Regions from separate parts of the Mus musculus genome. Here regions 1 and 3 are each linked to region 2. The links are chromatin loops, found by intact Hi-C in ENCODE. Cell type or tissue: gastrocnemius. All regions are shown on one strand.

Region 1 (8,000 bases), 61 kb after region 2:
TGAGATAACCATCTTAATTTATTCTTTTCCATTTGCAAAGCCAGTGGTTGACAGCTCTTCTCTTCTTGCACAGACTTGGCATCCTGGCAGTTAATTGGGTATTACCATGAGTTTGTTTCATGACTATTTTTGTTACCCTGGCTTGTCTGTTTCTTATGTTGTTACTGTCCAAAGGAGCTCTAAAGAAAACTCCATTTCCTCAAATTCTGACCAAAACTAGCATTCGTTAGGAACTTGTGAAACCGGTTCCCCTTTACCAAAGGGGTTACCCTTACATGGGCAGCAGAAGGGACAAAAATTATGCCGGCCTCCAGGCTCCCCCAGTATATCCAGGCTCTCACAGTATATCACATGTTCCTGGCTCTTCTCAGCTCCCCCATTATCCTAAACGTCTCTATCTCAGGAGCTTCTCTTCCCTCACTTCACATTCTTATAACCTCGGCTATGCTGTTTTGGCCCTCCCTTAAGCTCCCTACCTTCTCTTATGCATGGTCTAGTCCCCTCTGCGAGCCATGTTCAATCTACTATTTTCTCACTCTGTGAGTTGAAGTTTAGCCAGGTCTACAGTGAGAGTTCCAGGACAGCCAGGGCTACATGGAGAAACCTTGCAGAATAAACCAATGTGTAAAGTTTATCTTGTCTAGACCCTTCAACCTTTTAGTCCGGAGTGGTAGTGGTCTCTTTCTTTGGGACAATGAAACTTATTTCTAATACTTCAAGGACAAGTCCATTAATGTCTGAGGTGGTTTGTAGTTTCAGGTCTCTTTTCTGATCGCGATGGGGTTTGGGGTGGAGTAAAAAGGAGTCAACGTGGTGGGCTGGCAAACTGTGAGGCCGAAAGTTCTAACATCTGCTTTGAGTTTTTACCTTTTTGCTTCAAGGGCGCCAAAGTACCTGGGGGAAAGGTGTTGTTTTCTCTCATATAGTCATATAGTCTTCCAAGTAGCCTAAAACTCATTACACGACCCATATTGGTTTTAACTCTTTTTTTTTTTTTTCCCTCCAGCCCCACCCCATGGCTTTAACTCTTGATCTTATTGCCTCACCCCTTCTAAGGGCTGGAAAAATGAGCGACTTCACCTAACTAGAATCAAAGATGTAAGAAGTGATTTGCTAGAGTTGGAAATAGGAAGCTGCAAGGCTGGTTATTCCGGGATCTTAGAAACACTGTCAACCAGAAGCACTGGAAGAACTATAGCTAGGAATTAGATAGCCAATTTCCCAGGCTTTCGGTATGGGTGTACCGACACCGCCGACCGCCTAGTGGGCTGATGGTCCGCGCGCCACCCTTTCATTGGCCAGCCGTCACAAGGCCCATGCTCACACGAGGTAATTTAGCCAATCAGCGAACTAGGCCACACCCACCCTGAGACACAAGTCTGAGTTTCTTGCCGCCTAGTCCGTGGCATGCCGGGAGTCGTAGTTTTATATTTATGTTCTGCCTCCTGAGCCTGGAGACTGGGAACTACAACTCCCAGAGTGCTGAGCGGATGCACGCTCAGCTTTTAGGTGTAAGCCGCAAACATCTTGGACCCCGGGAGAATCCGCGTTGAAGAACAGGTGAGAGCTATTGTTGGGGCTGGAGCTGAGGTTTACCCGTGTCTCGGATCGGGTGAAGCTCCGAGGCACTAAAGGACCAGTCCGTGTTGGAGTTACGGGGCTTGGGGTCGGTGGGCCAGAATGAACGGTTTGCTTGTGCCTTCGTGAATTTCTAAACGCTGGCGTCTTCCTCAAGTCTTCCGTACGCCAGGCCTTTAGTTTACTCTTGTGAGTCCTCCCACGCCCACCTGTTGCTCGGAGGCCGGCTGCGGTTAGCACCAGTGCCGGGACAGATGACAAGCGCACAGCACCTTCGGCTCCAGTCCCCTCATTGGGACTATCTAAGAGCTTCCCTCTCTTTCCCCTACATCCGGACTCCTGGGTTCCAGCTTTGGCTCTTCGTCAGCTCAGCTCTCTTACATTCACTGAACCTCAGTTCGGTGTCTCCATTAACATTGTGACTTAAGGACCTTGCATCCCGTAATTCCCGTAATACAATGTTCCGAATTGTAGTGAACGCAACCTTGGAAGTAGAAAGTGTTCAGTTTTAGCCATTTTCGGTTTAAGTGAAGATCTATTGGATCTCAGTCACTCCGACAAACTTTTCATTTCCTGTGTGTTTTTTATGTAATTCTTGAGTTTAGAAGCGGGGTGGGGCGTTCTAATGCAGGAGGTAACAAGCTTGGCTTGGGGGATACCTTAGGTAACTGCTACCAAGCATCTGCCTTCGGTGCTTGCTCCTGCAGGGAGTGCTTGGTGCCCCCACCCCCATGCACACCCAGGATGCCCCTGTCCTGCTGGCTGAGATCTCTGGGGGTCTTCCTGCTGCCAGCCCCCTGCTGGGCACCCCGGGAGAGGTGGCTTGGTTTCCTACAACGACCCTCCCTGGCATATGGGTGTCCAGTCCTGGGGGCCTGGCACAGTGCCCGCTGGTGGTGCCAAGTGTGGACAGAGGAGCCTCGGTGAGTGTGGTTGGGGTGTGGGGCTTCGGGGAGGGAAGCACCCGAGCCACCCTCTCATTTGTTTGTGTGTGTGTTTTTTTTTCCCTCAGAGCATTTAGCTCCTCTGTCAGAATGAATGGGAACCAGAAATTGGATGCTTATAACCAAGAAAAGCAGAATTTCATCCAGCACTTCTCCCAGATCGTCAAGGTGCTGACTGAGAAGGAGCTGGGACACCCAGAGATAGGGGATGCTATTGCCCGGCTCAAGGAGGTGAGGCATTCAGGACTGAAGAAGCTGGTAGAGGTGTGGATTCATGAGGGGTTTCGATAAGAGCGAAGTGACTACCTGGGTCTCTGGAGTAGATGGGTCTCTGCTGCACTTCAGCCCTCCTCGGGGATGTTTGGCTCCATGACTTTTGACCATCCAGAGAGCCTTGCTTGAGAGTAGCCTTGGACCTAGTAAAGTTTGATTTCATGCCCTGAAACTATGATAGGATCTTAGTAGATACCATGAGGCTGTTGGCACTGAGGCCTGAGGGAAGTTATTGTATTGTTAGAAAGACTGTTCTACTGGAGTTACCTATTTCCTTCCAGTGTTTATTTTCTTAAGACAGAGTTTCATGTTTTTTAAGCCCACATGGCCTCAGACACACAAACCCCACCTCAGCCTTCTGTGTGCTATGTCAGTGACAGTACCACCGTGCCTGGATTGGGAAGTCTTTTAAAGACAGACATTTTTATTTTCACTTTTTGGACATTTGACGATTTGCCTGCGTGTATGTATGTGTGAGGATGGTTGTGAGCTGCCATGTGAATGCTGGGACTCAAACCCAGGTCCTCCCGAGGGGCAGTGCTTTTCATTGCTGAGCCATCTCTGTAGCCTGGGGAGTTCTTACTTTATAAATGTTGTCTCATCTCTGAGGAAAAAAAACTAAGAGGAGAGTTTTCTTTGTCTATGCTGTGTCGGTATTAAAGAGCTAGCTCCTTAGTTAGTTAGCAGGAAGCACAGTTGAGAAGGCCCCAGGAGGAGGACATTGGAGGGGTCAGAAATAGCCCTGAACCTTGCTGTCCCTTCAAAGCCTTCTTTTGCCTAACTTTGGAGAAGCCTCGTTTTTTCTTTTGTTTGTTTTCCGTAGCCAGGGTTGGCTAGAACCTATTATGTATCTGAGGCTAGCCTCAGACTCATGCAGTCTGCCTGCCTGCTTCCATCTTCTGAGTACTGAGATGATAGGTGTCAGTCATCCCTCCACACCAGGGCCCTTGTCTTCAACACAGGCTTGTTGGCAGGTGTCCCAGTCCTCCACTTGGGGGAAGTCTTGGGTGTATGTTATATAGCAGGTACTTGGGTGCCACAGCCCATAGGATGTTGGAGAGGGAATGAAGAGGGGAGTGATCCAGGGGCTCTCCAAGGGGGAGTTGGGGTTCAAAGAGGGAGAAGGGAAAAAAATCTCTTCAGGTCCCTGCTGTGTGGACCCTGATGTCTTCTCATCCTGCCTCAGGTCCTAGAGTACAATGCCTTAGGAGGCAAGTACAACCGGGGTTTGACCGTGGTACAAGCCTTCCAGGAGCTGGTGGAGCCGAAGAAACAGGATGCTGAGAGTCTTCAGCGGGCCCTGACAGTGGGCTGGTGTGTAGAACTGGTAAGAGCGGGCCAGAGGAGCAGAGGGTCCTGCAGTTGGGTTCCTTGATGAGGAGACTAAGCTTATTTCTTGCTTGTGTTGGTGTTTCTGTGTCTCTTGTGTGCTGTAGTCACATTTAGGCAGTGTGAATCACTTCAGGGACTGACAGGTGGGCACAGAGAATTTTCAGAAATATTAACCTTAAATCTCACCAGATGGTGGTGGTGGCGGCCCACGCCTTTGGTCTCATCACTGGGAGCAGAGGGAAGTGGATCTTTTTGAGTTCTAGGCTAGCCTGATTTACAGAGTAGGTTCTAGGACAGCCAGAGCTACTCAAGAAACTTTTGTTTCAAATAACAGAAACCTTAAACTTCCTAAACTTAAAAAAAAAAAAAAAAAAAAAAGAAAAGGAAAGAAGTAGTTTTACCAGCTTGGCCGGTAAGCGCATTAGCTATCGGAGCAGAAGAGCCAAATTGGGATGCCAGGGCCGTGTGACAATCCAGCTGTGGCAGTGAACACAATCTGCATGGTAGGTAGAGGCAGGAGGCTGGCTGGGCTGCCTGGCTCAGTGAGAGCCTGTTTGAAGGGAACGCATTGCTGTGACAGGCGAGACACCTGCATCTTCCTTAGGCTTCTGCTCCCTGGGCTCATGCTTACACTGATAAGCACACATCTGTGTGGTAGCTGGGACACGTGTGTAATACATACGGCCACCTAGTGCTGGGCACGGAGACAGGCAGGTCCCCAGAGCTTGCTGGCAAGCTAGGTTAGCCAGTCAGTCAGTGCCAGGCTCAGGCTCAGTGAAAGAAGGTTTGTCTCCAAAAAAGGAGGTGGAGAGTGTGGAGGACACCTGACTCATGTATGTGCTCAGTCCAGACACCCGTGTGAACACGTGTGACACAGACACATGCACACAGGACTCAGAGCAGCGGCTCTGTCAGTGCCAGGCAGACAGTAACACTTGTGTTCAGTTGTGTTCAGTTCCTCAATATCCATATAACAGCTGTGTGCATCTGTAATACCCTTCCTGGGGTGGGGAGAGATACAGGTCCCTGGAGCACAATTGTTGGCCAGTCTGATGCAGTTTCAGTGATAGACCCTGTCTCAAAAGGATAAGGTAGAAAGGCTGGAGAGATGGGTCAGTAGTTAAAAGGCACCGGGGTTCAATGGCTAGTACCCATATGATGCCTCACAACCGTGTGTAACTTCAGACCGAGGGAATCTGATACCCTCCCTGCCCTCGGCGGCCACCAGGCATGCACATGATTCGCAGACACTTGCAGACCAACACCAGTGCGTATAGAAGAGTGCTCGGTTTGGTAGCATGTGAACTGAAATTGGAACAATGCAGAAAAGATTAGCATGGCCCCTTTGCAAGGATGACAAGAGATGAAATGTTCATTCTCTTTTTTTCCTTTCTAGCTTTTCATTTCTATCAAATGTGTGAAAATACATAAAGATTGGTACCAAAAATATGATATACAAAATTTACAAAATGAGAAAGACATCTCAGAGAACCCCACCCCCACCCCAAATGAGGAAGGCATCCAATGTTGACCTCTGACCTCCACATGAATGCATCTGTAACACATGTGCACACAACACACACATACAAACATCTTTGACATGTTCACTTACAGAAATGATTTTCCGGAGCCAAGTGAAAGCTGCTTCCCTAAGATAGTGGATGTGCCCCCACCCCATGGCTCTAACTTGTTTCAGACCTGGCTCTTGAATGACTGTGACTTTTTTTTTTTCTGGGTAGGTGAGGGGTTTCCAAAGTTTTCATGAAGCTCAGGGTCTTGTCTATTATAAACACTCTCTTATCCCTTAACTACATCGCTGCCCTTTGGTTTTGGTTTTTGGTTTTTCAAGATAGGGTTTCTCTGTATAGCCCTGGCTGTCCTGGAACTTACTTTGTTGACCAGGCTGGCCTCGAACTCAGAACCACCTGCCTCTGCCTTCCAAGTGCTGGGATTAGAGGTGAGCTCCATCAGTGCCTGGCTGTTTTGTTTTCGAGACAGATTTTCACTGTGTACAGCTCATACATACTCAAGATCACCTTGCTTCAGCCTTCCGAGTGCTGGGATTATAGGTGTGTGCCATCACACATACTGACTTACAGTTTGTGGTGTTTGGATGATGTAATGATAGACTTCTGTTGAGAATCATAGGGATGACAGGGTGAGTCAATAAAAGTTCTGGAGCCCTGAGTTTGATCCCTAGCGCCCATGTACGAAGATGCATACTGACTCCCAAAAGTCACCCTCTGAACTCACTGCATGCTGTGGCATGCGAGCATCCACACCGAGGCACACCTCCCTCACCCCTGATCAGTGGAGGGCTGGTACTGTTCTAGTGGGTAAAGTGAGTTCTATCCCAGAACCCAGGGAAAGACGGAAACGGCAAAACAACTCCTAGAAGTTGTCCTCTGACTTCCACTTGTGTGCTGTGGTGTGTACATACAATAATAGAAGCCCTTGCACACAATAATAATAGAAGTTTGTTAAAAGAGAAAAAAGTGCTTAATTTTGTTGTGGAGGTCAAAAGCCTTCCCTACTGTATGTGAAGCCCCGAGTCCCATCCTCAGCACCTTTAACACAGTAAAGCCAGGTCGTTCAGTTAAAGCACTTGCTGTGTGACAAATGTGTAGCCTGACTGGAGCGGGAGGTGGTTCAGTGTTCAGGAGGTGGGCTGAGGACCCTGAGGTTGAGGCCAGCCTGGCCTTTATAGTGAGGTTGTCTCAAGGAAACAACCCAGAAGTGTCATGGGTGTTGTCTTCCATCTCCTTAACGGCGAGCTCTTGGGAGGCACCACTCTGAGGTCAGGGCTAGGCTCTGGGGATATCAAGTGAGTCCTTTGCTGAGATGAAGAGCATTTGCCGGCAGGCAAAGTGGCTCAGTTGGTAGCATGGAGTCTTGGGGTCATTGCCCAGCTGTGTACAGAAGCAGGCACTGCAGCAGACAGCTGTGATCTCAGCACCTGGGTCGTAGAGGTAAGGGCAGAAGTGCAGGTCCTTGGCCATGTAAGGAGCTAGGCTCTCTCCAAAGGGAAAAGCCATTTAGCCAGGGGGGTGCTCCTGGAAGTGTGACCGTCAGCCCATCACTGCGGGGAGTCAGGGTGGCAGTTAGTGCAGATGCCATGCATGCCGGATGATGGTGACTGGTTTGTTCCCATAGCTTGCTGAGTCTGCTCCCTCATACACCCCAGCACTGCCCGCCCAGAGGTGGGCAGCACTCACTGGGAAAATGCCTCACAGTCTTGCCCATGCCAATCTGGTGTGCGCATTTTTTAAGTTGAGAGTCCCTCTTTCCAAATAGCTGTAGCTTGTGTCAAGTTGACCTTAAACTCACCAACACAGTCACTTACTGGGGTAGAAATTCACTGATGCTTTGGAGAAGAGGGAGCCACATGAAGTTGTTTTACACTCTCCTGCTACCGGGGACTCTAGAGCCTGTTAGAGGTGCCAGAGGTGTGTTTTAGTTCATTAGCCTGAAAAAAAAAGGATGCCTACGTGGTATCGAGAGGAGGTCTCCACAGCCAACCCTTCTACCCAGTGTACAGCAGTGTTCAGAGCAGCAGCTGTCTCTGAGAGAGAGCTCCTCCTAGAGCCCTTCAGTCTTACCCTGTTCCTCTCCTAGCTCCAGGCTTTCTTCCTTGTGTCAGATGACATCATGGACTCTTCCCTCACTCGCCGGGGACAGATCTGCTGGTATCAGAAGGTAAGGCACGCAGGAAAGTAGCAATGGGTGTGGTAGACAGGCCATAGGAGAGGTGGTTGGGGTGTCTGCTGTGATGGTTTGAATCTGGCCAGCAGTAACTTGTTTCACACTGTTCCTAACAGCCAGGCATAGGCTTGGATGCCATCAACGACGCTCTGCTTCTGGAAGCCTCCATCT
Region 2 (8,000 bases):
GGGGCCAGTCAGATCCTCTGGAGCTGAAGTTACAGGCAATTGAGGGCTTACCATTGTGGATGCTGGATCTGCCAGAAGATTGCACTCTTAACCACGGAACCATCTATCTCTCCAGCTTCAGTTTACTAAATAGTACAAAAGAAGAAGGAGAAGAAGAAGAAAACGAAAAGGAAGAAGCAGCAGCTAAACATGGTGGTTCATGCTCATAATCTCAGCTCTTAGACGACTGAGGCAGGATTATTTGGAGGAGCTCAAGGCCCGCATGGGCTGCAGTGTGAGACTGTTTCAAAATCAAACCAGCTCAGGATGTGGCTTAGTTGGTGGAGTACTTGCCTTTTGCCCAGAATGCCCTGGCAAGAGAGCCATACATACAACCTATACACGTAACCAATCCCAGGACATAGGAGGTGAAGGCAGGAGGATCCAGGTTATTTCTTCCTTCCTTCCTTTTTTTTTTTTTTTTTTTTTTTTTTTTTTTACTTCAGTTTTTTGAGACAGGGTTTCTCTGTGTAGCTCTGGTTGTCCTGGAACTCACTCTATAGACCAGGCTGGCCTTGAACTCAGAAATCCACCTGCCTCTGCCTCCCAAGTGCTGGGATTAAAGGCGTGCGCCACCACTGCTGGGAAATCAAGGTTATTTTTGCTATATAATGAATTTAAAGCCAGCCTGAGTACACTGATAACCTGTCTCAAAAACAAAGGTTTGGTTTTGTTTTATCTTTTGTTTTGTTTTTTGTTCTTGTTGTTGTTGTTGAGGGGCTGGAGAGATAAGTTAGCAGTTATGAGCACTGGTTGCTCCTCCAAAGGACCTGTATTAGTTCCCAACCAACCCCCACATGGTGACTCATGTGCCCTGTGACTCCAGTTTCAGGCCATTCAACATTCTTCTAGTATCCTCAGGCATTTCATGCATGTAGTGTACAGACATACATGCAAGCCAAAATATTCAATGCACATAAGAAAATACAAATAAATAAATGTTTTTTAAAAAAAAAGGAGAAAAACAACACTATTTGAAGGTCCTAGGAAGGGGCTGGAGAGATGGCTCGGCTCAGCTGTTAAAAGCACTAATTGCTCTTCCAGAGATCCTAAGTTCAATTCCCAGCAACCAGATGGTGGCTCACAACCATCTGTAAAGGGATGTGATACCCTGTTCTGGTATGTCTAAAGACAGCTACAGTCATATACCTAAAATAAATAAATAATTCTTAAAAAGAAAAAAAAATAAAGGTACTGGGTAATTGTCAGAAAGGACAATTGGAAGGGAAATAAAAATAACCCTCAGTTAATAAATATATTAAAGTTAAGGAAAATAAGAGTGAAACTGGGTGAATAGTCAAATGGAGACTAGACTGGTTAGCAAGAAATAGTTTAGAAATTCCTTGTGTTAAAAAGAGATCCAGGTTTCTGAGTTTGAGGCCAGCCTGGTCTACAAAGTGAGTTCCAGGACAGCCAGGGCTACAGAGAAACCCTGTCTCGAAAAAAAAACCAAAAGGAAGAGAGAGAGAGAGAGAGAGAGAGAGAGAGGAGAGAGAGAGAGAGGAGAGAGAGAGAGAGGAGAGAGAGAGAATCGATGAATCTATCCAGGGGGGCTAGAGAGATGGCTCAGTGGTTAAGAGCACTGACTGCTCTTCCAGAAGTCCTGAGTTCAATTCCCAGCAACCACATGGTGGCTCACAACCATCTGTAATGGGATCTGACGCCCTCTTCTGGTGTGTCTGAAGACAGCTACAGTAAATAAATCTTTAAAAAGTCAAAACAAGCCGGGCTTGGTGGCGCACACCTTTTTTTTTTTTTTTGAGACAGGGTTTCTCTATATAGCCCTGGCTGTCCCAGAACTCACTTTGTAGACCAGGCTGGCCTTGAACTCAGAAATCCGCCTGCCTCTGCCTCCCGAGTGCTGGGATTAAAGGCGTGGCCACCACGCCCGGCATCTCTTTGTATTTTATTGACAAGAATTTTAGGATTAAGGAGGTGTGATTTTAGCAGTGGTGGCACACACCTTTAATCCCAGCACTCGGGAGGCAGAGGCAGGCAAGTGAATTTCTGAGTTCCGGGGCCAGCCTGGTCTACAGAGTGAGTTCCAGGACAGCTAGGACTACACAGAGAAACCCTGTCTTGAAAAAAACCAAAAACCAAAAAAAAAAAAAAAAAAAAAAAAAGTCAAAACAAAACAGGGAAACTAAAACAAAAACAGCAGAACTACGCAGTCCATCACCTGCAGCTTGTGTAATTACTCAGGGCTGGAGAGAGAGCTCAGGGGTCAAGAGCACTGGCTGCTCTCCTAGAGTGAACCAAGTTCAAGTCCCAGCAACCACATGTGGCTTATAACTCTCTCTAACTCCAGTTCCGGGGCCTCTAGTGCCCTCTTCTCACCTCTGCAGGCACCAGGCACACACACATGGTTCATAGAACAGACATAGGAACAAACCCCTCAGACAGATAAAGTAAACAAATACAATTTATAAGTAATTGAAAGTTGCTGAGACTAAGTTCAAATTTTTAGTGATTGGTAAGTTTCACTAAGGAGCTTAAATGTATTTCTTTTTTCTTTCTTTCTTTCTCTCTTTCTTTCTTTCTTTCTTTCTTTCTTTCTTTCTTTCTTTCTTTCTCTTTTTTATTTTATGTATAATATAAAACCAGAAGAGGGCATCAGATCTCATTACAGATGGTTGTGAGCCATCATGTGGTTGCTGGGAATTGAACTCAGGACCTCTGGAAGAGCAGTCAGTGCTCTTAACCACTGAGCCATCTCTCCAGCCCTTAAATGTATTTCTAAAATGGAGACACTTGGAAGGACTTTAAGAAAACTGAACAGTGTCATGTGGATGTAGAAAGTGTACTTGGAGACTGAAACATGAATTTGTCTAGGAGAATTTGGTGAAGACTTCTTTTTTTCTTTTGAGACAGTCTCTTTATGTATCCCTGGTTGTCTTAGCACTTACAATATAGCCCAGGCTGGTGTCAAATTCACAGAGATCCACTTGCTTCTGCCTTCCAAGTACTGGGATTAAAAGACTGCAACACCAAGTCCAGCAGACTTTGAAAATTATTAAAAACTTCTGAGACCAGGTAGAGTGGCACACATTTGTAATCCCAGTGCTTGAAATTCAGAGGAAGATCAGAAGTTCAAGACCAGCCTGAGCTACAGCCCATGTCAAAAACAAAATGTAAACTTCTTGAAATAATTTAGTTGGAGATTATGACGGTTTATCTCAGGCAGTGGCTGTAAGAAGAGGAAAGAAGCTGGGTGGTGGTGGTGCATGCCTTTAGTCCCAGCACTTGGGAGGCAGAGGCAGGCGGGTTTCTGAGTTCGAGGCCAGCCTGGTCTACAAAGTGAGTTCCGGGACAGCCAGGGTTACACAGAGAAACCCTGTCTGAAACAAAACAAAACAAAACAAAACAAAACAAAAAAGTTGTTCTACACGTAAAGCTCAGAAAGGCATGTAGTATGGTATTTCCTTGGTTGTTGATCTGTTTATGGAGATGAACCATTGACTTAGCTAAGATTTCTGTGCTCAGTTTTGCATCCTCAGCATGCACTCAGTGAATGGTTTTGCTAAAGGTTGTCTTAATGAATTAGGAAACACATACTACAGAAAGCAGTTTAGAGGATCTCTGGCATAGCAAGACTCCTAGGAGAGTGCTGAGAAAGGACATGGTCAGAACAGATTCCCATTCTGTCCCTGACCCTCAGGAGGTCCCCAGGCTGCATATGCCCTAGTGAGTTTCCCGCCTCCAGAAGCAAGCTGAGCACTCCCACCACACAGACACACAGACACACACACAGACACAGACAGACAGACAGACAGACAGACAGACAGACACACACACACACACACACACACACACACACACACACAGCACCCACCCACCCTCAGGACCCCTAAGCCACGCCCTCTCGGGAAAGTGTGGGCAGCAGTTGTGCCAGCGGCCCGCCCCGCCCCGCCCCGCCCAGTCTCACGCAGCCCTCGCCAGGGGGCGCAGCTCTCGCACGTCTGTCGCCTGCACACGCCCCCTGTGCCCCGGGCGCACGCGGGTCGGAGCTCCCCTGCCTGGGCTGCTCTCCCAGAGACTTGCGCGCCCGCCATGGCCCTGGACCGGTTGGGGAGGCCCTACGAGTGAGGGCAATCATGGAGGAGGAGGCGCGGCCGGCGGCGGGGGCCGGCGAAGCGGCGACCCCTGCACGCGAGACGCCTCCTGCGGCTCCGGCCCAGGCCCGCGCGGCCTCAGGTGGGGTGCCGGAGTCTGCGCCCGAGCCGAAGAGGCGGCAGCTCGGGACGCTGCTGCAGCCGACGGTCAACAAGTTCTCTCTCCGGGTCTTCGGCAGCCACAAAGCAGTAGAAATCGAGCAGGAGAGGGTGAAGTCCGCCGGGGCCTGGATCATCCACCCCTACAGCGACTTCCGGTACGGGGGGCTCAACGGGGAGAGCGAGGGACACCAGTGCTACCGGCCGGGTGGAGTCACCTCCCCCAACCCAGCCTGGGAATTCCTAGGCGGGTTTCCCCGAGGTCCTCAGTGTTTTGTCAGGTTAGGGAAGCATAAGGGACAGCGAACATCAGGTAATCTCCGAGGACTTAGTGCACCCAATGCAGGAACCTCAATGACCACAGAGAGCATCGGAGTTTGGAAACCTTGCCTCTTTTCAGTACTGTTTTCTGGGGATGTGGGAAATTATATCATGCCCCAAAGCTTGGAGACCTGAGGAAGAAGCCTAGTTCCACTCTCTACCACGCTTTAACCACACACCGAGCACTTGCCCAGTTCAGTAGAACAGATCAGGGACGCTGGGAACGCTGGAGAAGAACAGGGGTCAGTCGGGTCCACAGCTCTGTTTGCTGTCCGTGGTGCTGAAGGCGGAATGCGGCTGGGCGGGGCGGGTACTCAGAAAGATTGGGAAGGAAAGCAGGGGCTCAGCCACCGCCCAGGTGTTTCCCGGAGAGAAAAGGGACAGAGAACTGGGATGTAGCCATTTCACTGTCCCCTTCAGGCTGTACGTCTACATCAAGGTCGCTAGGGGAGAAAATCAGCCCTGCCCTTGGGGACAGTGAAGGACAGCTTTCAGTTGAAGAAATGAGGTGTGTCTCTGGAGCTTGGAAACACAATCGGAGGCCCAGACAGTATCTTCCATTCTCAAACATTCACTCCCTGTAAATAGTCCCCTATTCTGCGTTGTTCTTTCCAGTCCTCTTTATTCTTTCGCTCTCACCTGCCTATCTGTTCTCCAGCAGATCCCCTCCCCTCCCCCAGTTCACCCTCAGACATATCCCCAGAAGCCATATCCCCCTCAGAGTTGTGTTGCTTCGCAGTCCTCTACCACATCACCCGCTGGGCTTGTGACTGCCTGTGAGTCAGGCTGTGAAGATGCTCTGATGGCGCGGCCAACCTTTCCTCCTCTCTCCCAGTGTCTCACAGTGCAAGATTTCTCCTCTGCAGCTGTGGAAGGGGAGGAAGAAACATCAGGGGTTTGTTGCTGAGTGAAAACATTCAAGTCTGAGGGGCATTCGGGGGTGGGTCTGGACTTGGGAACTAACAAGCTTTTTTGGAGGTTGAGAGGATTGATTTTTGCAATCAGAATCAGAAGGGACTGTGTTTAGGACTTACGCTGGGATTAGCCCTGAAACCGTCATGTGTGCTCCAGTGTTTTTTGTTTTTTGTTTTTTTCCTCTGAATGTTGTCCCCTGCTCCCCTCCTGACCTCATATCTACAGTTTCTTCTGAGGCAATGTAGCTTGTCCTTGCGCATCTTAGCACAGGTAGCCTGGAGGAGGGAAGGGGTGCATAGCTCAAGCCTCGATGCCTTGGGATCTCCCAGGGAATCCTCTATGTGCATAGCCCATCTGTGGAGGGGGATGGGCATCCCTGAAAGGCCCAGTTTAAATGAGTACAGGGTAGCCTCTTCCCGTCCCCACCCCCACCAAGGATGGCAGTTCCTCACCTACAGGAAATCATCATTCCTGTTCTCATGTTGGAGTGGGGATGATAGAGAAGGGAAGGACAGCCTAGACTAGAAATAGAGACCTGGAGACGGGAAAAGAATTTCCAGAAGTCTGGAGATAAAGAGATAAAGAGTGTATGCACCATAGCAACAGCTACAGTGTAGACAGCACTGCTGAGCCTGACAGCCCAGTGAGGTCAGCGCAGGCTCCCTAGTTTTAGAAAATTACAAAACAACCTTGGTGCTAGTATATGTGTGTGTGTGTGTGTGTGTGTCTGTGTGTGTGTGTGTGTGTGTGTGTGTGCGCGCATGTGAGTGTGTGTGCATAGGTGTGTTTGTAGCTGTGCTCACATTTACTTTTTGAAAAAAATGAGATTTATTGTATGGGTATGAATGTTTTGCCTGCATATAAGTCTGTGCATTATGTGCATGCAGTGGCTGAGGAGGTCAGATCCCCCGGCACTGGATTAACGGATGGTTGTAAGCTGGCATATGGGTGCTGGGCACTGAAACTGGGACTTCGGCAAGAGCAGCGAGTGCCTTTAACTGCTCTCCAGCCTGTGCGCGTGTGGGGTTTTGCTTTTGTTTGTTTGGCTTTTGTTTTGGTATGTTTGTTGTTGTTGCTATTTGTTTTGTTTTTTGTTTTGTTTGAGACATGGTTTCTCTGTGTAGCCCTGGCTGTCCTGGAACTCACTTTGTAGACCAGGCTGGCTTTGGACTCAGAGATCCACCTGCCTCTGCCTCCCAAGCGGTAGGATCACAAGTGTGCACCACCACCATCCGGCTTAATCTCACAATCTTCTCTCAAATCCACTATTCTCACTTTTCATGGGTGGGTGAGATGTGCGAGGGACTGAAGCTAGATCTTCAGACACGCCAGGTGCACAGTTTGCCTCTGAACTGCATCTTTATTCCTGCATTCTATTCTGTGGTACTGAATCTGCCAACAGGCCTGACCATGTAAGCTTAGTTCCTGGGACCCACGTGGTGGAAGGGGAGAACTGATTCCTACAAGCCGTCCTCTGACCTTCATATGTGTGCTGTGGCATGCATACATGTACACGCGTGTGCACGCACACACACTAACATATCGCTATGTATTTGACTTCCTCATTCTCAGTGGGGAAGGAAGAGGAAGAACCTCTCTGTGCTTTTTTTCTTTTTTGCTGATCTTCTTTTTCTGCTTTCTCCTTTTTCCTTTCTCTTTTCATTTAGAGGTTTTAGTTATTCGCCTCCTTGGTCCTTTGGGCCATCGTTTTTTGTCTCTTGATTCTAACTTGTAAATAAAGAAAATAGTATTGAACAATAAGAATAATTTTGCCATAAAGTAACAATAAAATAGAAAGGGGCCGGGGCGGTAGGATAGCCTAGCAGCTAAAGGTGTTTGCTGCACAGACCCAGGAATCCGAATTCAGCCACTGGAGCAGAGAAAGGAGCGTACAGGTCGCACTCTGACTTCCATATGCATCACATACGATGGACACACACAATAATAATAATAATAATAATAATAATAATAATAAATAATAAGTAAAATAGAAAGGCTTAAAAATGTTTCATCACTTTTCTGTGTCCATTTTAGAGCTTTGTGTACATGGAATCATCTGATTTGTACCATTGTGTGTGTCTCTCTTTCTTTCTCTCTCTCTCTCTCTCTCTCTCTCTCTTAAAGAATTATTTATTTATTTTATGTATGTGAGTACATTGTCTCTCTTCAGACACACCAGAAGAGGGCACCATGTGGTTACTGGGAATTGAATTCAGGATCTCTGGTAGAGCACCAGTGCTCTTACCCACTGAGCCATCTCTTCAGCCCACCATTGTGTCTCTTGCTTCTTTTGCTAAATGCTAAAATGTCAGACTCAGGGGCTGGAGAGAAAGCTCAGTGGTTAACAACACTCTCTGCTCACTCCTGCTGACTAGTGTTCATGGTACTGAAAGGTACCCTTCATGCTACCAGAAGAGAAAGGTAACTGCCAGCCCAGCTATAAATCCTGTGCTCTACAGTGATGGCTGCCTGCCTACACGATACATTGGTGCAATAGCAGCACGAAGGTTGTGG
Region 3 (8,000 bases), 71 kb after region 2:
AAGAATCGGTGTATTCTGGGCCCTATTCTTTTTCAAGCATCGCACCCCCATATTCTGGGCCCCACTCTTTTTTCAAGCTTCGCAGCCCCACAAAGATCAGAGTACAACTGCATTCTCTGATGACCCTCCTTTCTCCGTTCCCTGGAGGTTATGTTCAGCTCCACCTGCAAATACTGCAGTGGGAACTAATGGCCTGTCCGTGGTGATTTGAATCTCATTTAAATATCTCCCAAAGCAGCCAGATCCTTCCCAGGCCTGTTCTAGTCCTCAGTCACCTCCAGTGCCCTTACCCGTGATCTAGGTTTCAACCACCCCTGTTTTCTAGGTCTGCATCTACACTGTCAGGTAGGTGGATGTGAGACGCTGGATCCTCTTGGTTCTCTGAAAGCCATACGTCGTCCTCCCTCGGCACCATGCTGTCCCCTCAGCGGGCTTTACTCTGCAACCTCAATCACATCCATCTCCAGCATGTCTCCCTAGGCCTGCACTTGTCCCGCCGTCCTGAACTACGAGAGGGGCCTCTGAGCACACCCCCGCCCCCGGGAGACACCGGGGGCAAGGAAAGCAGGGGGCCCTGCAGCGGGACCCTTGTGGATGCCAACTCCAACAGTCCAGCTGTGCCCTGTAGATGCTGCCAGGAGCACGGGTCCAGCATAGAAAATCAGCAGGACCCTTCCCAGGAGGAAGAGGCTGTTTCCCCTTCAGATCCAGGATGCTCTTCCTCTCTCAGCTCCTGCTCAGACCTTAGCCCTGATGAGTCTCCAGTGTCAGTCTACTCGCGAGACCTGCCTGGTAATGAGGATGCAAACCCTCAGCCTAGCACCTTGGAGCTGGGCTCTCCTCTGGCTCCAGCGGGCCCTAGCACCTGCTCTCCAGACAGTTTCTGTTGCTCTCCTGATTCTTGCTCTGGAATATCTTCTCCACCTGGACCTGACCTGGACTCGAACTGCAACGCCCTGACCACCTGCCAGGACCTACCTTCCCCAGGCTTGGAGGAAGAGGAAGACAGTGGGGAACAGGATCTTGCTACCTCTGAGCTCTCAGAGACCGAAGATGGGAGAATCGACGCAGGGAAAGCAGAGCCCAGTTGGAAAATTAACCCCATTTGGAAAATTGACACAGAGAAAACTGAAGCTGGGTGGAAAACCATCGAGGACAGTGACTCTGGTCGGAAAACAGACGAAAATACAAACTCGAGCTTAAAAACGGAATCTGGGAAATTGGCTTCTTGTTTGAACACCAATTCTGGTTCGAAAATAGATGCAGGGAAAACTGATGGGGGATGGAGAGGTGACGTCAGCCAGGAGCCGGTGCCCCATCGGACAATCACGTCCTTCCATGAGCTGGCCCAGAAGCGCAAGCGGGGTCCAGGGCTGCCCCTTGTGCCGCAGGCCAAGAAAGATCGCAGCGACTGGCTCATAGTCTTCTCGCCCGACACTGAGCTCCCGCCGACTGGGTCCTTGGGAGGTTCTTTGGCACCTCCCCGAGAAGTCACCACCTTCAAGGAACTCCGGTCGAGAAGCCGAGCCCAGCCTCCGCCAGTCCCGCCCCGGGACCCCCCGGCTGGGTGGGCTTTGGTCCCGCCTCGACCGCCTCCCCCACCCGTCCCTCCGCGGAGGAAGAAAAATCGACTTGGGCTGCAGCCTATTGCAGAGGGGCTGTCGGAGGAGGGCAGGGCGGCCAGCCCCCGGGCTGGTGAGGAGGCATCCGCCTCGCAGGAGCCGGAGGAACCGCGCGCGCACGCCGTGGGTAAGAAGCGCGGACCCGCAGGAGGGCGGGTCCTGAGCCCGCCCCTGGTCCCCTCCTTCTGCAGTGTCCTTCCCGCCCCATCTCCAGGGCGCGCTCTGGGAAAGGGAAACTGGGTGGATCTTGGAGTGAAGGGACTAACTCTTTGCTCCTCTCTTTCCCGCCCCTCCTTGCCTGGCTGCCGGCCGCACTGCCCTCCCCCTCTGCACCTGGCCCCGCCAATCCCGCCTGCAGCCGGTCCCTCGCTATTCCCTCGGCCCCCGGTTTTCCGGTTCTCGGCCGACGGGCGCCCCCTGTTGGAGGGTGGGGGCGCGGGCGCACCCGGGTCCCTGCTCTTTACGCCTCTGACCGGGTGGTCCAATTCCCGGCTCCGGCTGCTGGGGGCAGCGAGTCCCCCGGAGGAGCAGCTCCTGCCTGTGCGCCTATCCCCAGTGGGAGCTTATTCTCCTCCCACTCGGGGGGCCTTGCCTTGCCTGGCCAGCCCCGAACTGGCACTGCTGCTATCCCCGCTCTTTCCCAGAAGTAGCACCTTCCCCGCCGCGGCGCCCCTACCCCGCCAGGTTCCCGCCCCCCCGCTGCCAACACCACCGTGTCCGCCGACCGCCCCTCGCTGGACCAGAAGGCCACCACCTCCGCCCAGGCAACGTAAGACGGACCCGGGCCAGCCCCGCGGGCCGCGCCTCGGCTCGCTGTCCTTCCAGTACTGGGCCAACCTTTATCTGGGGGTGCCTGGCTAGGTGCAGGCTCCTAGCGGGCTCATTAGTCCCGGGGAGCCTGGCCTTGCTGGGGGTGAGGAGCGTGACTGCTCCCCTCGCTGCACAGCGGGCTCCACCTGGTCTGCCCAGCTTAAGAGGTCCATTGTTAGGGACCTGGAGTCACACCCTCTGTGGAATTCCTCCGCTAGGGAAGTTCTTGGCCTCGGTGGTTTGGACCTATTGTCCCCTCCCAGGAGATTCTAGCCACATCCCCTCCATTAGCCCCGCCGCAAGTAGGGTGAAGCTAGAGCCTAGCATTGACAAGGTGCAAGGTGACTACGTGGGTTCTCCAAGACTCCCCACCCTTTCCCGTCTGTCTGTCTTTTCATTGGTCGAGGCTCCCACGTGCTCGGTGTGGGTGCAGCCCTCGGTTTCCTCGCCCAGTCATCTTCCTTCTTAAAGGCCCAGCTAGCTGGTCGGTGTGGCTCCCCGACTAACCAGAGAGGAAGGGCAATGGGAACTGAGGTGGGGGCGGCGAGGGCCGGGGTTTGCTCTACGCCCTAAGTGGCTATGTTCTTTCTTTCCCCCTGACTCTCAAACTATGAAACCAAGGGAGCCGACGTCCTCTGTGTAACCCTTGGCAAATAAGCGTCATCGCGTCCTTCTTCTGTCACTTAGTGCGCAGTTCCTGGTCGTTTGCCGGTGTTCCCGGGGCTCAGCGGCTGTGGATGGCAGAAGCCCAGAGTGGGACTGGCCAGCTGCAGGAGCAGAAGAAAGGTAGTTACCCTTCCCGCCTTCTGAATGAGCCTTGGTTTATAGCTATCCACCCCAAACCCCGGTTGAAACCAGGGGCTTTGATGTGTCTTCCTTCCATCTCCACCCAGGTCTCCTGATAGCTGTCAGCGCTTCAGTGGACAAAATCATCTCGCATTTTGGGGCTGCTAGGAACTTGGTTCAGAAGGTGAGTTGGTTTGAGGGAGGATGTTGGAAGATTTAATGTAGTGAGGGGGAAGTGGAAAGACTCCGGAACACTTGGCTAGCCACGCCTCTGGACCCTCTTGCTTTGCACTTTGCACATTACGCGCTGTTCCCAGGCTCAATTGGGGGATAGCCGACTGAGCCCAGATGTGGGGCATCTGGTATTGACCACCCTCTGCCCGGCCCTCCATGCTTTGGTGGCTGATGGGCTGAAGCCATTCCGGAAGGACCTCATCACTGGACAGCGGAGGAGCAGCCCTTGGAGTGTGGTGGAGGCATCTGTGAAACCAGGTGAGCCACAAGGGAGTGGGATCCGACGGGAGCAGGGCCCGGACCTGGCTGACCCTTGCCCCCATCCTCAGGTTCCTGCACACATTCGATGGGATCTCTGTACAGCCAGGTCAGCCGACTGGCCCCTCTGAGTAGCAGCCGCAGCCGCTTCCACGCCTTCATCCTGGGCCTCCTCAAGTGAGTGTGGCCCTTCCCCCACTGCTCTGCTGACTTCGGAAGCACCAGCATATCATGGCTAGGACACAGTAGTGGAAGCTGTTTCTAGAGACCTCCCCTCGCCCTCATTCTCCACCTCTTCCCTGAATTTACCACCTCTCCTCTCTCCTCCAGCACCAAACAGTTGGAACTGTGGTTTTCCAGCCTCCAGGAGGATGCAGGTCAGAAGCTGGGACGGGAGGGCATGGTACTGCGGGGCAAGGAGAGGACAGGCTTTCTGTGAGGTCAGAATACACATCTAGGGGAAGAGTATGAGAAGAGACTCAGCCCAGGCTCTGTAGCCCTTCATATTTTTCCACTTGAGGTCTTCCTTGCCTTGGGGCCATCTCTTATTCCCTACACCTGGAATAGGTCCCTTCCCCTTCTTGCTTCCTCATAGCTTTCAATTCTCCTGTGGGTCTCTTCCTCAGCAAGAGTCCAGCTCTACCCTGAAAGGCAGGTCCCCACCCCTGTGTGTGTTCCCAGGCCTTTCCCTTTCTAGCCTATACAATGTCTCAGTTAACAGCACTAACTGGACAAGTCTCCCTCCGGAGGCAATGGTTCCACACGGGCAGAGAGATAACTGTCAGTCCTGTAGCCCAACTCCTCTGGCCTCCGTTGGGTACCCAGAGTGAGAGGTCTGAAAGATGTTTGCGGACACTGGAATTGGTGCAGGAGCTGGTCCGGGGCTGATGTTGGCTGCTCTTTTCCAGGCCTACTGTCCCTCTTGTATCTGCCCACCGGATTCTTCTCCCTGGCTCGTGGTAGCTGTCCATCCCTGGCTACAGAGCTGCTGCTTCTGCTGCAGCCACTGTCGGTGCTCACCTTCCACCTGGACCTGCTCTTTGAGCACCACCACCACCTACCCGTGGGCCTGCAGCAGGCTCCTGCCCCTTCATGCCCCCCTCCCGCCCTCCAGCAGACTATGCAGGCTGTGCTGCACTGGGGGGAACGTTTGGCTCAGAGTCTCCGAGGGACTTCAGGGGAGAGCACTACAGACTCTTCAACCCCTTCAGCACGCCCTCCAGCAGGCAGTTGGTGGGATCAGCTGACCCAGGCTTCTCGGGTCTATGCCTCTGGAGGCACTGAGGGCTTCCCTCTTCTCCGGTGGGGACCCAGGCGTCATGGAACTACAGCTGAGGCGGCACAGGAGGCACCTCCGCCCACGGAACAAACCACACCAGGCAGAAGCGTGTGGTTGGGGCGGCTATTTGGTGTGCCTGGGTGCCCCTCAGAAACTGAGAGTGGCGCCTTCAAGTCTAGGTATGTACACACGTGCGTTTTGTCCCTTTTCTGACCTTCCGGTATCATCAGCGCCCCCCAGTGGCCAGTCATTCAGGATCCTTTCAATAATAGGCAGGCGGTTGGTTTTTGTAGCCATGGGCTTTAATGGTTACATTCACAAATGATTACATTTTAGTGGCTACATGCAGTTCCTGATTTCAAGCTGAGTGGTGGTGGTGACGCCTTTTAATTTTTTTTTTTTTTGACCGAACATCACATTGGCTGCTTCTGAAACATACCAGGAACAGACCTTCATAGAGGAACAGTCCCTCTCTCTAGAAAGCTACTACCCCAACCACCCATTCAGCTAACTCCTTCACTTCCTTACAGTTCGACCTTGATTTAAGAATGAGGTCTTCTCTAGCCAGGCGGTGGAGGCACACGCCTTTAATCCTATTGAAGGCAGAGGCCGGCAGATGTCTGAGTATGAAGCCAGCCTGGTCTATAGAGTGAGTTCCAAGACAGCCAAGGCTACACAGAGAAACCCTGCCTTGAAAAACAAAAAACCAAACCAAACCAAAGTTCTTGATTTCACAGCTTGGCTTTTAGAGCTGAAAATATTTATCTCACTCTTTAGAAGAAGAAAAAAAAGATATCTCTGACCCCCGTGGAGCCTCCTCAGTGACGTCTGGGGACTTTGGCTCTGACTCCACACCTATGTAGACCCTGATGGATCAATCCATAGACCTTATAGCTGCCACTCTGCCCTCGGCTCTGATGTTCCCCTGTGTGCCACTTGGAGGATTCTTGGGTCCTTCTTCTGGGGTGGTTTGGCTTTGGTGACCTGCATTCTTCCCTCTAGGAGACCATCCAGCTGGTTGCCCCCAACAGTAAGTGTGCTGGCTCTGGTGAAGAGGGGGACACCTCCTGAGACTCCTCCTGAGGCGCTTGTGAGCTCACCAGGCAGCGTGGTGCAGGCTGACAGGTAAGGGCTGGGAGAAGCTCTTGGGTGTTGTCTCCATAGTGTGGGCAGGAGGCAGTGGGAAAGGCTTGGTTTCTTCCCTGCCCGTCACGGCTGGGGCACTAATTTCTTTGACCCTTAGCTTCTTTCTCTGGAAAAGAAGACGCTGGTTGTGGTTGCAGTTGGGAGCCTGACACAGCAGGGTCTTGAGTTCTGGGCCAGTTGTGGCTGCTGCACAAATGTGGTGCACAGGACATGTATGCAGGCAAAACACAGTGCACATAAAAAATAAGCACATGAAAAACTTTTTAAAAATGTATTTATTTACTTTATGTATGTAAGTACACTGTTGCTCTCTTCAGACACACCAGATGAGAGAGCATCAGATCCCATTACAGATGGTTGTGAGCCACCATGTGGTTGCTGGGATTTGAACTCAGGACCTCCAGAAGAACAGTCGGTGCTCTTAACCACTGAGCCATCTCTCCAGCCCCCAAAATCTGTTTTTTTTTGAGACAGAGTTTCATTATGTAGACCACGATGGCTTTAACTCATAGAAATTCATCTGCATTGCTAAAGAAATATTATGCAGTCAGATTTATTTATTTATTTATTTATTTATTTATTTACTTGAGACAAGGTTTTCTTGTATAGCTTTGGCTGTCCTGGTACTTGCTTTGTAGACCAGGCTTGAACTCAGAGAGATCTGCCTACCTTTGCTGGGACTAAAAATGTGTGGTACCAAACTCTGGTTTCTTTTTTATACAGGGTTTGTTTATGTAGCCTAAAGTGGCCTTCAATTCAGTATGTCTCATACACAGTATGTGCTGGTGTTAATGGTGTGCACTACCATGCCTGCTTAGACTTCTATTTTAAGGCTCTGTTTCTTCTGGGTATTTTCAGTCCATTTGAAAAAAGCTTTTTTTTTTTAAAGATTTATTATTATAATTAAGTACACTGTAGCTGTCTTCAGACACAGCAGAAGAAGGCGTCAGATCTCATTACAGGTGGTTGTGAGCCACCATGTGGTTGCTGGGATTTAAACTCAGGACCTTCAGTAGAGCAGTCAGTGCTCTTACCTGCTGAGCCAATCTCTACATTCCCCCTGAATTGAGCTTTTTAAATTATTTGTATTTATTTGGGAGGCAGGGTCATACTATGTAGCTTAGGTTGCTGGAACGTGGAGACCTGAGTGCTGGCATTACTGGTATGTGCTGTCACACCTCACCTGAATTAAGTTTTGGACAGTCATCTACTCAGGCACTTCTTTGTGCCAGGCATTATGCCAAGGACAGAACAAATATGACCCCATTTTGTTCGTACCCCACTTTTAAGAAGCACATAGTCCACTGGAGATGAGGGTGGCTGGCACGTCAGACAAGCCTGGCCACACATAGTGGTATGTCTGTAGCCTGGCTAGGAGCAGACAAGGGAGCTGCAAGCCTTTGGAACCCCTGGGATCCGTGGCTTGGGGCTCAGGTGTTTTCAGTATTGGTTCTGGCATGTGTCTGGTAGGGAAAGTGGAAGTCACAGTGAGGGGGACTTAAGTGTGGAGAGTGGAACTGTGGCACCTGAAGGATGGATCAGCCAGTCAGCCAGCCAAGGACCCAGCATGTCATTCTGAGGCAGTGACAACGCTTGAAGGGGCTAGAGTCTGAGGATGGGACACTTCGTTATGCTTCAGGAAGATCTGTGACTGGCAAGTGGAGAGGGGAGGGGAAACCAAGAGAAGGTCTTGGAGATAAACGATGCCATGTAGCGAGCGCCCCAGAGAAGCTAGAGTTCCAAATCAGGGCAACGGTTGTCCAGCTGAAGAGCACAGAGGAGATGAGGGACGGATTGCCAAGAACAGAAGAGTGGGTGCTTCCCCCCCCACCCCCGCCCCAATCAGGAAGGCCATCTTATTTGCA

Evidence for each region. Hi-C counts contacts between places; a loop is a spot of excess contacts. Peaks named below come from ENCODE experiments on the same cell type or tissue, not always from the same donor. Only the 100,000 strongest peaks of a DNase experiment are listed, where the experiment ranks them.
Region 1: a loop joins it to region 2, with 2.4 times the contacts of the local background. A loop is called at or near these places in 20 of 42 quality-filtered maps.
Region 3: a loop joins it to region 2, with 9 times the contacts of the local background. A loop is called at or near these places in 20 of 42 quality-filtered maps.

What each region holds. Positions count from the first base shown.
Region 1 is chr3:89,095,422-89,103,421 of GRCm38, reverse strand. Fdps (farnesyl diphosphate synthetase) reads left to right here and starts at 1,455. Exons shown (of 10, transcript NM_134469.4): 1 at 1,455-1,560; 2 at 2,591-2,753; 3 at 3,982-4,122; 4 at 7,743-7,823; 5 at 7,946-8,000. The coding sequence starts at 2,613. Gm22935 (a small nuclear RNA gene) reads left to right here and starts at 5,409; the gene lies at 5,409-5,512. In gastrocnemius, a CTCF peak has its summit at 1,265; DNase peaks (open chromatin) are centred at 1,360, 1,765, 2,410 and 3,771; H3K4me3 peaks cover 2,102 bases; H3K27ac peaks cover 1,100 bases.
Region 2 is chr3:89,156,193-89,164,192 of GRCm38, reverse strand. It overlaps Hcn3 (hyperpolarization-activated, cyclic nucleotide-gated K+ 3), which reads left to right and starts at 4,036. Exons shown (of 8, transcript NM_008227.1): 1 at 4,036-4,408. The coding sequence starts at 4,134. In gastrocnemius, a CTCF peak has its summit at 3,987; a DNase peak (open chromatin) is centred at 4,014; H3K4me3 peaks cover 1,127 bases; H3K27ac peaks cover 299 bases.
Region 3 is chr3:89,084,887-89,092,886 of GRCm38, reverse strand. Rusc1 (RUN and SH3 domain containing 1) reads left to right here. Exons shown (of 11, transcript NM_028188.2): 2 at 326-1,749; 3 at 1,981-2,391; 4 at 3,120-3,218; 5 at 3,326-3,402; 6 at 3,536-3,710; 7 at 3,782-3,887; 8 at 4,041-4,087; 9 at 4,619-5,168; 10 at 5,992-6,114. The coding sequence starts at 414. Among named protein-coding and RNA genes, the nearest start is that of Rusc1, 4.5 kb to the left of the region's middle. In gastrocnemius, a CTCF peak has its summit at 5,233 (motif pointing left); DNase peaks (open chromatin) are centred at 2,556, 2,832, 3,705, 5,216 and 4 more places; H3K4me3 peaks cover 4,105 bases; H3K27ac peaks cover 3,437 bases.